Regions from separate parts of the Homo sapiens genome. Here all the other regions are linked to region 3. A link is a contact called in ENCODE Hi-C or POLR2A ChIA-PET data. All regions are on one chromosome and are shown on one strand. The core of a region is the stretch at or near the end of the contact, and the rest is flanking DNA. Distances in the headings are between cores, read along the strand shown.

Region 1 (3,182 bases), core at 531-3,030, 1.9 Mb after region 3:
AGATGGGGTCTCACTGTTGCCCAGGCTGGTCTCCAATTCCTGGGCTCAAGCAGTCCTCCTGCCTGACTCTCCAAGTGCTGAGATTTGTGTCCAGCCACAAAGGGACATTTTCATAGGGCTTCCTCAGGACATGACAATGGGCTTCCTATAGTGAGCAATTCAAGAGAGCAAGGAGAAACCCACAGTGTCTTTTGTGACCTAGTCTTGGAAGTCAACCACCAGCAATTCTGATTCTATTCATTAAACCAAGTGACCTCAGATGATCAGCCAGCCAACGTGCTGGGATGACAGGCGTGAACCACCATGTCTGGCAAGAAATTTTGTAATTCCTTTAAGTGTTATCCTTAAAAACAAGTGATTGATTATAAAAGTTGTATTTCTTCATCCTAAAATTGGTAAAAAATAAAAAAAAAATGTGTTTAGTTTCTACTATGCATTTAGTTTTTTTTTTTTTTTTTTTTTTTTTTTTTTTTTTTTTTTTTTTTTTTGAGACAAAGTTTTGCTCTTGTCACTCAGGCTAGAGTGCATTGGCACAATCTCGGCTCACTGCAACCTCTGCCTCCCAGGTTCAAGAGGTTCTCCTGTTCAGCCTCCCAAGTAGCTGGGATTACACCACCACGCCCGGCTAATTTTTGTATTTTTAGTAGAGACAGGGTTTCACCATGTTGGCCAGGCTGGTCTCAAACTTCTGACCTCAGGTGATCCACCCGCCTCAGCCCCCCAAACTGCTGGGATTACAAGCCTAAGCCACCATGCCCGGCCCTTTCATTTAGTTTCTACTATTCATGTACACATGTACCCTGTTTTACCCACAGACAACTGTGCTAACCGTTAAGAATGTCCCAGCCTTACTAAGATTTTCCTAAGTTTGTCTCCCAGACATTGGGAACTCAAAGGTGAAGAAACTTAGGTGTGAAGGTGGATTGTGGATTCAGACCTCCTTACTTGGAGGCCAGTGCAGAGACACACCAGCAGAGTAACCTCGGGTACATGGCTTCACCTCTCCAAGCCTCACACTCCTCATCAGTAAAGCGAGGATTAGTGGAACCTACCTGTTGGCTTGTTTTGATGATTAAATGAGATAATGTCCGCGAAAAATATTTAGCAGATAAATGTTCACTAAATTTTGAGCTTTAAAAAAATGTTTTACCAGCCAGGCGCGGTGGCTCACGCCTGTAATCCCAGCACTTTGGGAGGCTGAGGCCGGTGGATCACCTTAGGTCAGGAATTCGAGACTAGTCTGGCCAACATGGTGAAACCCTGTCCCTACCAAAAATACAAAAATTAGCCAGGTATGGTGGTGGACGCCTGTAATCCCAGCTACTTGAGAGGCTGAGGCAGGAGAATCGCTTGAACCCAGGAGGCGGAGTTGGCAGTGAGCGGATATCTCGCCGCCGCACTCCAGCCTGGGCAATAGAGTGAGACTACATCTCAAACAAACAAACAAACAAGCAAACAAAGTTTAACTGAAAAGTCTTTCCTGACACCTTTTCGCTACTGAAAATCTTACAGCCCCTCCCGGCCGCAGCCTACACTCCTTCGGCCCAAGCAGGTGCGCTGGAACCGGCAGTTGGTGAGAAGCCGGCTGCCGGCAGCCCCAACCCTTAGCGGCCCCGCGGTCAGGGACCTCCAGGCCCGATGGAGAGTCGGGGCGGGCTAGTGGATGCGCGGCGGGGACGGGAGGTGTCGCCGCTCCGGCTTGCCGGTGACAGGGGCGGGCGGGTCGTGCGCGGGCCCCACCTCCAGCGATCGCAGCCCAGCCCCAGCTCCTCCTCCTCCACGGCTTACCCGGGCTCCGACAGCGGCTGCAGGTCTCCAAGTTGCGGCCGCTGGAGCCCGAGCCATGCGGACCGCGGACCGGGAGGCGCGCCCGGGGCTTCCGTCCCTGCTGCTGCTGCTGCTGGCCGGGGCCGGGCTGTCAGCCGCCTCGCCCCCAGCAGCGCCGCGCTTCAACGTGAGCCTGGACTCGGTCCCCGAGCTGCGCTGGCTGCCCGTGCTGCGGCACTACGACTTGGACTTGGTGCGCGCCGCGATGGCGCAAGTCATCGGGTGAGCTGGGGCCCTGGACGGGGTCTGCGGGGACACCGGCCCTGCGGGTCGGAGTCAAACGCGCGCTGCTCAGAGTGCTTTAAACGGGGACGCTTTACTCCCCGCCACCCTTGGAGAACTGGTTTTGGCTGCCGCCCTGAGCAGCGTCCGGGTTGGGGAGAATCCAGCGCGGCAGGTTCGGCTTTCAAGTTCGGTGTCACCCGTGGCACGCCAGTCCTTGAGCCATTCCGGGTCAGCGTGGCGCGCGAGTTGTCGCCCGGGCTGCATAGCTACCAAGGAGGGGCAACCCGCGCCTTCCTTGCGGGCCTCGCGGGCCTTCCAAGCTTGCCCCTTTGGGACCAGCCTCACTCGCCCTCCCCATTCGGAGTTTTCTTACCCGCCGCCTTCCCCCCGCCCCCTTCCCCCCACTCCCGGGAGGCTGCAGATTGAGTGACGCCGCGCCTGGGCGGTCCACTGACTGGGGAGCAGTGGCCCTGAGACCTCACGCCCTAAGGATGTAGCCCCGCTCGCAGTGCACACGCAGTCGCACGCCGCCGACCTCTGAGCGGGTCAGACGCCCTTGTGCTTTTTGTTTCTAGGGACAGAGTCCCCAAGTGGGTGCACGTGTTAATCGGAAAAGTGGTCCTGGAGCTGGAGCGCTTCCTGCCCCAGCCCTTCACCGGCGAGATCCGCGGCATGTGTGACTTCATGAACCTCAGCCTGGCGGACTGCCTTCTGGTCAACCTGGCCTACGAGTCCTCCGTGTGAGTGCCCCAAGCCCGCGCGGAGTAACGCGGGGCTTGCGGGGGCCCCCGACACAGACTAGCGGGAGGAGACATATTTTCCGTGTGATAAAAACAGGGCGGTGCCTGCTTGCCTAGAAACCTCCAGCGCTTCCTCTTTGCCTCTCTGGGTAAATCTGAGCTGCACATCGTAGGCTTCGAGAGGGAAAGCAGATTCTCCGATTCAACACTAAACTTTCCCTCTACGTGTAGCCCCGGGTTTTCTCTTCCCCAATCCAGGTAGCGTACTTTTAAAATTCTGCTCAAAGGCCGGGCGCGTTGGCTCACACCTGTAATCCCAGCACTTTGGGAGGCCAAGGTGGGCAGATCACGAGGTTAGGAGTTCGAGATCAGCCTGGCCAACATAGTGAA
Region 2 (3,118 bases), core at 509-3,008, 1.8 Mb after region 3:
AGGAATCAGATCATAAAGAGCGCCTTGTGTGTAATGCTTAGAAATTGGAACTTGACTGAAATGGCAATGGGAAACCATGAAGTAGAGGAGAAACATAATCTGATTGAAAAGGTCACTTTCATAGAACAGAAGAATAAATTACCAAGACATTTTAACAAGAGGCAGGAAGATGTGTTGGGAGATTACCTGAGAAATCCAAGTGAGAAGTGGTGGGAGCTTGACCTAAATCAGTGGTAATAAACCCCAAATCAAAATGATTTGGTATCAATTATATAGCATAGGGATGTGTAGAGAAATAGTGTATTTTGAGAAAAGGAGTTTAAACTGACCCCCAGATTTCTGGCTAAGGAGTCTGAATGGTTAGGAGCAACATCAAGATAAAAAATATGAGCAGGTTTTAGGGAAAAGAGTTTTATCTCAATGTAATGAGTTTGAGGTTCCAGCCAGATACTGTAGAGAAGCTATCCAATAGGCAACTGACTAGTTCAGAGAAAGATCTGAGATAGTCATTTAAATTTGAGAGTCATTAGCTGCAATAGTTTGTTACTGTTGCTGTGCAAACTATCATGACTTAGTGGCTTAAAATAATACACATTTCTTATCTTAAAGTTCCTAGATCAGAAGCCTAACATAGATCTCTGTAGGCTAAAATCAAAGTGTTGGCAGGGCTAAGTTACTTTCTGAGAGTCTAAAAGAGAATCAATTTCTTTGCTCATTCGGGTTGTTAGCAGAATGCAGTTTCTTGAAGACTTAAGATTGAGACCTGTGTTTCCTTGTTGACTGTCAGCTGAGGGCTATTCACAGACTCCAGAGGCCACCCACATTCCTTGGTTTGTGGTCCACTTTCTCCATCTTCAAAGCCAATAACAGCAAGTGGAATCTCTCATAATCAAATACCTCCTGCCTCTTCCACTGCATCTCTCTAACTGACTGCTCTGTCTTCCTCTTCCTCTTTTAAGTGCCCATGTTATTACAGTGGGTCCACCCAATGTATATATGTATTTTGAGGTCCATAATATAAGTCCAGTGTTCCTTTTGCCATGTAATATAACATATTCACAGATTCCAGGAATTAGGGCATGGAAATCTTTGGGGAATAATTATTCTGCCTACCATGTTAGCCAATAGGTGTGTAGGCTTGCAGATAGAGAGCATAATACCCTAGAGAACACTAGCATTTAGGTGCAGAGAGAGACAAGATTTCAAGAAGGAGATTGAGAAGGAGAATAAGAAGCCTCAAGAAAAGAGATTTTCATGAGAGAGAAAACAGTTGATTGTCACAGCCAAAATAAATCAAACTGATATGAAATAAGGGTTCTTTGGGCTTGGTTATATATTACCAATGTACTTATGATATCAGTAACTTAATCAGTAACTTATGATTCCACAATATTCTACAACAGTATTATGTTCCAAAATAGAAAAACATCTGACATCAGTAGGTTAAGAAGAAAATAGGACAAAGGCTTGAATTTGGGGTATCTTACATGTTAATTAGACTTTATAAACCAGGAACTACGGAAATGAGTTTTTTAAGACCTGACTCCATGCAAGGCAACAGGATGAGATGGAAGATAAATTAGACAAGGTTCCTTGCCCTGGAGGGACCTCTCAGACTGAACAATCACCCTTACCATTTGACATCTATAGGAAAGTAGGTTCTGATTTCCTAACCAGTGACTCACAAACAGATTTCTTCCATATAAACCCACAACATCCTCTTTGCTAATTCTATGTGTTAGTGTTACATATCTAACTTATATTTGGCCAGTGGTTTATTCTGTATTCTTCATCTCTGTGAGACATGTACAAACTTGATAGTTCTCCAACTTGTGTTTATAAAGTTTGCCTGCTTTTTCTCTTAAGTAAATCCTCCTGTGCTTAATGCTACTAAACTTTACTAATTCATTTCTCTAAATTGTCAGAGTCACTTGTTACTTTAATTTAGTTGTCCATACAAATTGGGATTGCCTGAATATGTAATGAGAGTACTGAAAGGACATTTCTTTTTCCTTTAAGCTACCTACAAGGAGGAAAATTAGTTGAGAACATATTTAAGAAAAAAGCCACTTAATTACAGTTTTTTTTAGTTAAAGAAGAAAGGTTCAATTCACAGCCTTTTAAATGCAAGACCAAGAAATAAACTTTTAAAAATAAATTTAACAGATTTTTTAAAAAATTCAATTCCATATTATAGTCAATTAAAAAGTAAGGATAGAGAAAAGGACTGGAGATGCAAATAAAGCTCAGGAAAAAAAAAAGAAAAAAAAACAAGAGAAAATAACGAGAAGACAGCAAGAAAACAAAATTGATCTTTGGACCTTGCAAAGCAAATATCTGCTATTAGATTCTTCCCCTGCCCCACCAATCCAAAGGCAACCAAAAAGTCTGTTAAATTAAGTTTAGCCTAAAGCTGTCTCTTTACATATTTTAAGTTCAGTCTAAAGGTTTCTCCATACATTGTGAACTATAACCTAAAGGTTTCTCCATACATTGTGAACTATAACCTAAAGGTTTCTTCATACACAGTGAACTGTAACCTAACTGGATGTGTAAACAGACTGTAATCTACTCTTGTGCCAATCACCAAGTTTCAGCCAATCAAGGACAGCCAGCTGTTCAACCTATGCTCAGATAAGGCAAACTTCAAGCTGTAATCAATCCAGCTGTTTCCGTACCTCACTTCCATTTTCTCTACGTCACTTTCCTTTTTCTATCCATAATCTTCTTTCACCACACAGAGCTCTGGAACCTCTCTATTCTGGTTGAGGGGCTACCCAATTCACAAATCATTCTTTGCTCAATTAAGCTCTGCTAAATTTAATTTGTCTAAGGTTTTTCTTTTAACAAGCCACAATTCCTGCTGTTTACAAATTTTAATTCAATGCACAGAAAAAAAAATACCCTATGGAATGAAAAACAAGCTGCTTCTGCAGCAAAGACTACAGGTTTGTTGTGTTTGTGTGTATGTGTATAAATAGATAGGAAATTCCTGTTACTTTTCTCACCTCTTAAATATTGGTTTTCTTTTTTCTTTTTGGCCTAAGAAACAGAAAGACAGAAATGAATATATCTAAACATATGAATCAGCAGTGATTGATTCCTAGAATTATGAAGC
Region 3 (3,366 bases), core at 581-3,080:
CGACTCCTACAGAAATGATGATTCCATAAAAGATTTTGAGGAGATGAGGAAAACGTATATTTCAGAGCACAAAGTGATTTTGCAATATAAAGAATTTCTTTGGGTTGAATTACCTAAAAGTTTGTCACTGACCTGTGTTCTTGAACTATGAAATGTGAAAGTTTCTCCTGATAAGTAAACAATTAAAAAAATAAAAAAGATAGACAATAATCAAAGCCACAAACTTTGGATGAGCTAACCAAGGAGTGAATTTAGATACAGAAGAGATGAGAATGAAGGATGGAACCCTGGCTTCCAGAACACTCCAAAGTAAAGAGGCTGGGGAGAGGAAGAGGAACCAGCCAAGTAATGTGAGAAAAAATGACACATGAAATAGGAAGACAATTAACAGAGAGATATCCTAGAAGCCAAGAGAAGAAAATGTGACAAGAAAATTATAATATTCAGGTATTTTTGGTTTCTTTGGATTTGTGTAACATAACGATTTCTGTCATACATGAAGATGCCTTCAACCTCCTTTCAGAAATAATATACATTTTGGTTTGCTCACAAAGTAGGCATCAGGGTCTGTTGTTATCTCTTGTCACCCCTAATTTTTGAGCAATAACTCTCTTGACACAGTTTTCCTAAAAAGAAACTCAAAAAAAAAAAAAAAAAAACTGTGATGCAGTGTTAAATATACATGTATCACTGACCTAGGATTGCAAGCTTCAGTACTTCCTCTGCCATTTACTAGTTATATGAACTTGGCCACATATCTAATAAGTTCAGTTTCTTCCTCTGTAAAATGGGGGTAATGCTGGCTACTGCTTCTACCTAAAGACCTACCTAAATTAAACAATATATATCACTGGACTTCAAAAACACAAAATAAAAGCAAAAAGCGTTGCACAGGCCGGGCGCAGTGCCTCACGCCTGTAATCCCAGCACTTTGAGAGGCCGAGGAGGGCGGATCACCTGCGATTAGGAGTGCAAGACTAGCCTGGTCAACATGGTGAAACCCTGTCTCTACTACAAATACAAAAATTAGCCAGGCATGGTGGCACACGCCTGTAGTCTCTGCTACTCGGGAGGCCGAGGCAGGAGAATCGCTTGAACCTGGGAGACGGAGGTTGCAGTGAGCTGAGATCGCACCACAGCACTCCCAGCCTGGGTGGCAGAGCGAGACTGCCGTCTCAAAAAAAAAAAAAAAAAAAAATTGTTGCACAAGAAAGGGCTGTCATCGTAGACAAAAAGTTGAAATTATTAAGATGAAAAGAGGCGCTACCAAGAGGTACTACAGAATTAGCCCCCTCAAATGATAAACGTTGATCCAAATTAGACCACCTATGGAAGTTTAAGAACTGGAATCGCCTATAACGAAGTAATTCCGAAAGCACCAAAAAGCACTTTGAAAATTGCTCTAATTTACAGACTTAAGCCACTCAAATACATCATCTTTCCCTTATCAGAACTCACCTCACTTATCACACTCCACTACCCGCAGCCCACACCCCAGTATCAGAGACGACCCAGTCCTTGCCATGCCCATAGGTGGCTGGAGGGCGCTCGATGTACGTCCCGCTCCCACTCCCTCCCTCAGGGTGGACGTCTCCAGAATGGAGTGAAACCCTTCATAAGGTCACTTTTAAGTAGTAATGACCCACCCTCTGAAAAACCTAGAGACCAGAAACAGCACGAGGCATTTTCAGCACCCAGAGCAGAATCCGCCTTGCACTCTGCTGCAACCAGAGACTCGGTGCCAGAGCCATTTCCCCTGCAAGACAACCCCTCGCCTTACCTCTACCCATGCACCTTACGGCCGCCGCCATGTTGGGCACTCCGGATTGCGTTCACGAAATTGTTCCTACGTTTCTACTGGGAAGAATTAAAAAAAGGTTCCGTTCTAGAATCCGCAAAGAGGGAAGGAGTTAAAAAGAGAAAGAGGAACGGGGCGGGGACCAAAATGAGCTTTGCTGCCGGCGTGGCGGTGTTACTGTTAGTCCTCCGTGTTGCCCAGGACCCTGTGTGTTTCGTGGTTCCGGTATGGCTGGTTAACCACCTTCGGGAAAATACGATCCTGTTGGCGATGCTGTGATTATTTTAATCCTTCCTTCTTATTCTTTTTCTTTTTTGATCCTGCAAGTGTACTCAGAGCGACAATTTTAACAGGCTGTGAGAGTACTTAATACCCAACGTAAAATCTTGAAAAACAGGAACCCTGAAACCCACTAGCTTCCTCCGCCACTTTTCCGGCCTTGGAAAGACTTATTTTAAAAATTCTCTAGGCGTTTTCGCCGCTACCCGAGGGAGGTGTCCAACTCACTGACAAACTTTTTTTGCTAATTGTCAAACTTTCTGTCAGCGCAAGATCAACCTTAGCTTTAAAATCTTAAATTAATCTCTACATTTACCCCCTGCTGGCAAGCGAGTAGACTTACCATTAGGATCAATTGAATAATAATACTTGACATTTATAAAACATTTCTAGTTTTAAAATGGCAGCTCCAAGACCCACGCACAAGTTATTCTGATAGGAAAAAAAAACAAAAACAAAACAGAATGAGTGTACTTTCCATTACGTCACAGCTGTCGGTGTGGTTTATCTAAAACAAATCTGATTACGGATTTTATCACTTCCCAGCTTACCTCCCCCACAACACACACACACACACACACACACACACACACACACACACGTTTCTCACCTCCATAACTTGGTTCATTCTATCTTCTCTGCTTCGTGTGTACCGTACCCTACATCACCTAGGTAACTTTTTAAAGATTTCGCCTCAGGCTGTGTTTCTTTTAAACAGTTTTGAGATATAATTTACATAGCATACAATCTACCAATTTAAATTGTACAATTAAATGGTTTTTAGTGTACTCAAAGAGTTGTGCAGCCATCACCACAATATATCAGTTCTTGTCACCAGTCTGAGCTTTTTATGGGTAGAAACCATCTTACTCATTTTTGTAACCTCAGCACATACTTCAGTGCCAGGCCCATAGGAGGCTCTCAGTAAATGTTTGCTGAATAAATGAATATATGCATACATGAATTAGTGACTCAATTAGAATGGCAAGCCTGCAAAATTAACTTGCTTCAATGAAGCTGCCCACAGGCAGATGAACTGGATCAAAGGCATTTCCCAGATGCTTTATTCATATTTATACATAGTACTCATCTACATGAAAAAATAAGATTTCTAATGTATTGCCTTGTCTTGTTAACACCTAAGCAGTTACTTCAAAGATTCTATAACAATTTGTGACTTATGCAAAAAAATCGAAGAACTTAAATCTATCTTTGTAAACTTTTCCTTCTCTCCCTCGCTCCCTCTCATCCTCCCTTCTTTTCACAAATATATGAGTGCCTGCCATGTG
Region 4 (3,266 bases), core at 85-2,584, 1.7 Mb after region 3:
GGAGTCAGACACGGGTCCACCATTCACCAACTTGCCCAAGCCAGAAAGCAGGAGGTTGTCCTTGAATCCTTACTTCCCACGTCCAAATACTACGAGTCTCATATATGCTATTTCTTAAGTATCTCTCAAATTTATTCTCCTAATTCCACTGCCAGATGTAATCCAAGTCATTATCATCTCCTACCTGTGCAACTACAACAGACTCCTAAAAGCTCTATCTTCCTCAGGCATTCTGGCTCCTTCCAATCCATTCTCCTTATGGCAGCCAGAGGGATCTTCTAAAAACAAAATTCTAGTCATACTAGTCCTCTGCCTAAAACCCCTTAAAGGTTTCCCATTACCCTCAAGAAATAGTCTGAAATCCTTACCATAATTTACAAGGCAATATAATATAATGGTAATTTTTACAAATTGGGACTCTGGAGTGGAGAAACATGAGTCCAAAACCAGACTCCAGAACCTACCTGCAAGGTGACTTTGGGCAAGCTGCTTAACAACTCCAAACCTCAATTCTCTCATCTCACCTGCAAAATACAGTTACAGAATCTTCTCTATTTATTTATTCTGAGGATTAAATTATATTACAAGTACAACAGAGGGGGCCCACTCTTCCCCTCTTTTTCAGTGCTCCCCTTAGAGCTGTGGTTAGGAGTATTTACTCTGTAAACAGCCTGACCCTTTGGTACCTGTTTCCTCTTTTATAAATTGGAGATAGCAGCAACCCACCTCATAAGATAGCTGATTAAATTATGTAAAATGTCTAGAAGAGTGCCTGGCACATAGTAAACGCAACGTGTTTGCTACAATTCCATTCGCTTTCATTTCTTCCAACGTGCATCCTCTTTACTGCTTCTGCTCCGTCTACTCATCCTTCAGCACTGGGTTCAAATACCACCTCCTCGTGGGTGTTGGGGGGGTTCTCAACCCCAGCCCTGCTGCCCGACCTCCCAGGCCCGCTAGTTGATGAGGCAGCAACTTCAACCCTACCACATACAAATTCTAGCTGTCTACCGCGTATCCCTACAGTAACAACTTCAGCCTCTGCACACCTTTCCCAAAGAACCTCCCTACGGCAGTTTTTAAAGGACTCTCAGGCGGCACACCCTCGCGAGCGTCCCAGCATTTTACCTTAACAGTGACACCCCACAGCATGTGAAGCCCACCGGAAGTGAGCTGGCTGGGGGCGTTCCCTCACAACCACCCACCTCCTACGCCCTTGGCGCCTTCCGGCCTCTTAGGCTAGGTCAGAAAGGAGGCGGAACTCGGTGATCTGACTGGCGGTTTCCCGGCCGGACTGAGAAGGGGAGCGCGCTGCGCGTCGCAGGAGTAACCTACTTGGTCTCCTGCTTTCGCGACATGGCCTTCAATTTTGGGGCTCCCTCGGGCACCTCCGGTACCGCTGCAGCCACCGCGGCCCCCGCGGGTGAGTGATCCCCCTAGACCTTCACCCGGGAAGAAGGGGAAGGGTCTGGTCCGCCCCCTCTGTCCGAGACTCTCCGACCTGGGGATCCTGGAATCTCCCGCCGACGCGGAGACTTTAGAGGCATTGGAAAAGGGCGGGCGGCGGCAGAGTGGGCCGAGGCGGCACCCGAGGAGGCCACGGGGGTACTCGGGGTCCCACTAGAAGCTCGCTTGCCGCGCGTGAGTTTCCACAGGGCCCTGGCTTGAGCGGTTCGCTTCCCGCTGCCGGGGAGTCCTACTCAGAGAAATTGGAGGTTGCTTCCCTCTCCCCTTGCCCGAGAACCTCCCTCCCCTCTGCACCTCAGCCTCCTGGATGGGCGGGAACGCTTGCGTGGTTCCCGCTGCCGGACTCGGCGAGGATAGGGCTGGGGATCCACCGGCACTGCCCATTGACTCCCTTAGTTCCACCCCCGGCCCCCTGTGGTCCTCGCTGTGGGGTTTATCCGTCATGCTTCTTCCATCTGCCCCACCCCACCCCCACTCTGCTTTCTTAAACTGTTTGGAGCAAAACCAGGTTTGTTCACTTCTGTGAAACCTCCTGCTGATTCTTCTAATCCTTATCTTGCTTTCTTTTCTTTTTCCCTCTCCCCCTTTTTAAAATTTTGTTTCTTTGCCTACACGCCTATCAGGATTTGGTGGGCTTGAGACTGCCAACTCCACCGCCAGTGGGTTTAATTTTGGGGGTTTCGGATTAACTGCTAATCCTGCAGTGAACTTTAATATTGGGAATTTCGGTGTTTCTACTACCTCGGCGACTCCGTTCAATTTTGGTAACAGTCTGGCAAGTGCAGGTAGATACTGCGGGTTGTATGTGTAACCAGTGTTGGGAGCTGGAGTCCAAGAATATTGTGGTTCCTGGAGTTTGGGAAAGAACAGTTACTTGTCTAATAGGGAAAGGAAATTTATTTCCTTATCTCGAATCAAAAACATCTGTATCAAGTTTTTACTGCCTTAAAAGATGTGGTTTAGGAAAGTTTTGCAAGTTACAGTGTTCCTTTATTAAATGTGCACTTATCTTCCAAATGATAAGCATTTGGATTATAATTTTGAATAGATCTTTAAAATTATTAGGTAGGACTTCCAAAGTATAAACTCACCACCAGTCAAGCCCATCCTGGGATTCTTGGACTCCTGCAGTCATTTTTCATTTTTTCTGCATCTTTCATTGAGATTTCATTTTATTGTCCTTGTGTTTCCAAAGAGAAACAAGTCTTATACGAACAGCAGTAACCTGTTTTGTTTTTTAACTTGTGTTATAATGATAATAATGTATTTCTTTGGTCAACTCAGCAGATTAGGATACTATAAGATGTGTAATTTCTATAAGATTTGTAATTATAGAAAGAATCCCCAGTTCTTTGCTGGAATTTTGGGAAATGCTCAAAGAGAGCAGTTTAGTTTTATGTGATATAGCATCGAATTCTAAAAGGTAAGCTAGACGTCTTTGCATTCAAAAAGATAATTATGAAGATTTTCATATGCACGTGGGTTGTTTGCAGCTCATTAGAAATTTTGCAAAACAATAATGATATATACATTTAAAATAGGTTTATGGGTACTTTACATAGTGACACTGTAGAAAAAAACTTGTTCTTCAGCTGCTCGTATATGAATTTATCGTCCATAGTCTCTTACGTTATGCCTCTTGTGCCCATGCCAATTATATGCATTTGATAAACATTATTTACTCCCTAAAAGTTAATTGGGAAGTTTGTTATTTTGTTCATTCACTGGTTACTGCAATGTGATTATCACCCTAGCATCTGAGTTGAAAACAGTTCGAAGAATATTTGAAAACTTCAAAG

Evidence for each region. Hi-C counts contacts between places; a loop is a spot of excess contacts on that map. ChIA-PET counts read pairs that join two places held with the same protein, here RNA polymerase II (POLR2A). Pooled maps may share reads with other maps.
Region 1: a pooled map shows a loop between it and region 3 (23-fold over the local background). The contact joins the promoter of NAAA here to the promoter of MRPL1 in region 3. A Hi-C loop is called at or near these places in 10 of 50 pooled maps. POLR2A ChIA-PET finds 5 or more read pairs at or near these places in 4 of 52 experiments (CD4-positive, alpha-beta T cell, CD4-positive, alpha-beta memory T cell, CD8-positive, alpha-beta memory T cell and 1 more).
Region 2: a loop to region 3 is called in a pooled map, with 3 times the contacts of the local background. The contact joins the enhancer-like site here to the promoter of MRPL1 in region 3. A Hi-C loop is called at or near these places in 4 of 50 pooled maps. POLR2A ChIA-PET finds 5 or more read pairs at or near these places in 2 of 52 experiments (activated B cell and activated naive CD4-positive, alpha-beta T cell).
Region 4: a map of CD4-positive, alpha-beta T cell shows a loop between it and region 3 (11-fold over the local background). The contact joins the promoter of NUP54 here to the promoter of MRPL1 in region 3. A Hi-C loop is called at or near these places in 6 of 168 maps with a recorded cell type or tissue (CD4-positive, alpha-beta T cell, CD4-positive, alpha-beta memory T cell, CD8-positive, alpha-beta T cell and 2 more), 7 of 37 single-sample maps with no recorded cell type and 16 of 50 pooled maps. POLR2A ChIA-PET finds 5 or more read pairs at or near these places in 4 of 52 experiments (CD4-positive, alpha-beta T cell, CD4-positive, alpha-beta memory T cell, activated T-cell and 1 more).

The regions. Positions count from the first base shown.
Region 1 is chr4:75,939,611-75,942,792 of GRCh38, reverse strand. It overlaps NAAA (N-acylethanolamine acid amidase), which reads left to right and starts at 1,780. Exons shown (of 11, transcript NM_014435.4): 1 at 1,780-2,049; 2 at 2,628-2,792. The coding sequence starts at 1,844. RefSeq lists silencers at 1,558-2,027, 2,428-2,497.
Region 2 is chr4:76,058,516-76,061,633 of GRCh38, reverse strand. It overlaps a transcript of ART3 not described here. Among named protein-coding and RNA genes, the nearest start is that of ART3, 15 kb to the left of the region's middle. Within about 2 kb of position 1,758, at least 4 of the 41 ENCODE cell types and tissues checked have a DNase peak (open chromatin) inside an H3K27ac peak, as active enhancers do.
Region 3 is chr4:77,861,294-77,864,659 of GRCh38, reverse strand. MRPL1 (mitochondrial ribosomal protein L1) reads right to left here and starts at 1,830. Exons shown (of 9, transcript NM_020236.4): 1 at 1,781-1,830. The coding sequence starts at 1,811. RefSeq lists enhancers at 1,283-1,382, 1,743-2,142.
Region 4 is chr4:76,146,465-76,149,730 of GRCh38, reverse strand. It overlaps NUP54 (nucleoporin 54), which reads left to right and starts at 1,334. Exons shown (of 12, transcript NM_017426.4): 1 at 1,334-1,423. The coding sequence starts at 1,357. It overlaps LOC124900718 (a long non-coding RNA gene), which reads right to left and starts at 1,182. Exons shown (of 2, transcript XR_007058144.1): 1 at 1,129-1,182; 2 at 1-524. RefSeq lists an enhancer at 1,225-1,384.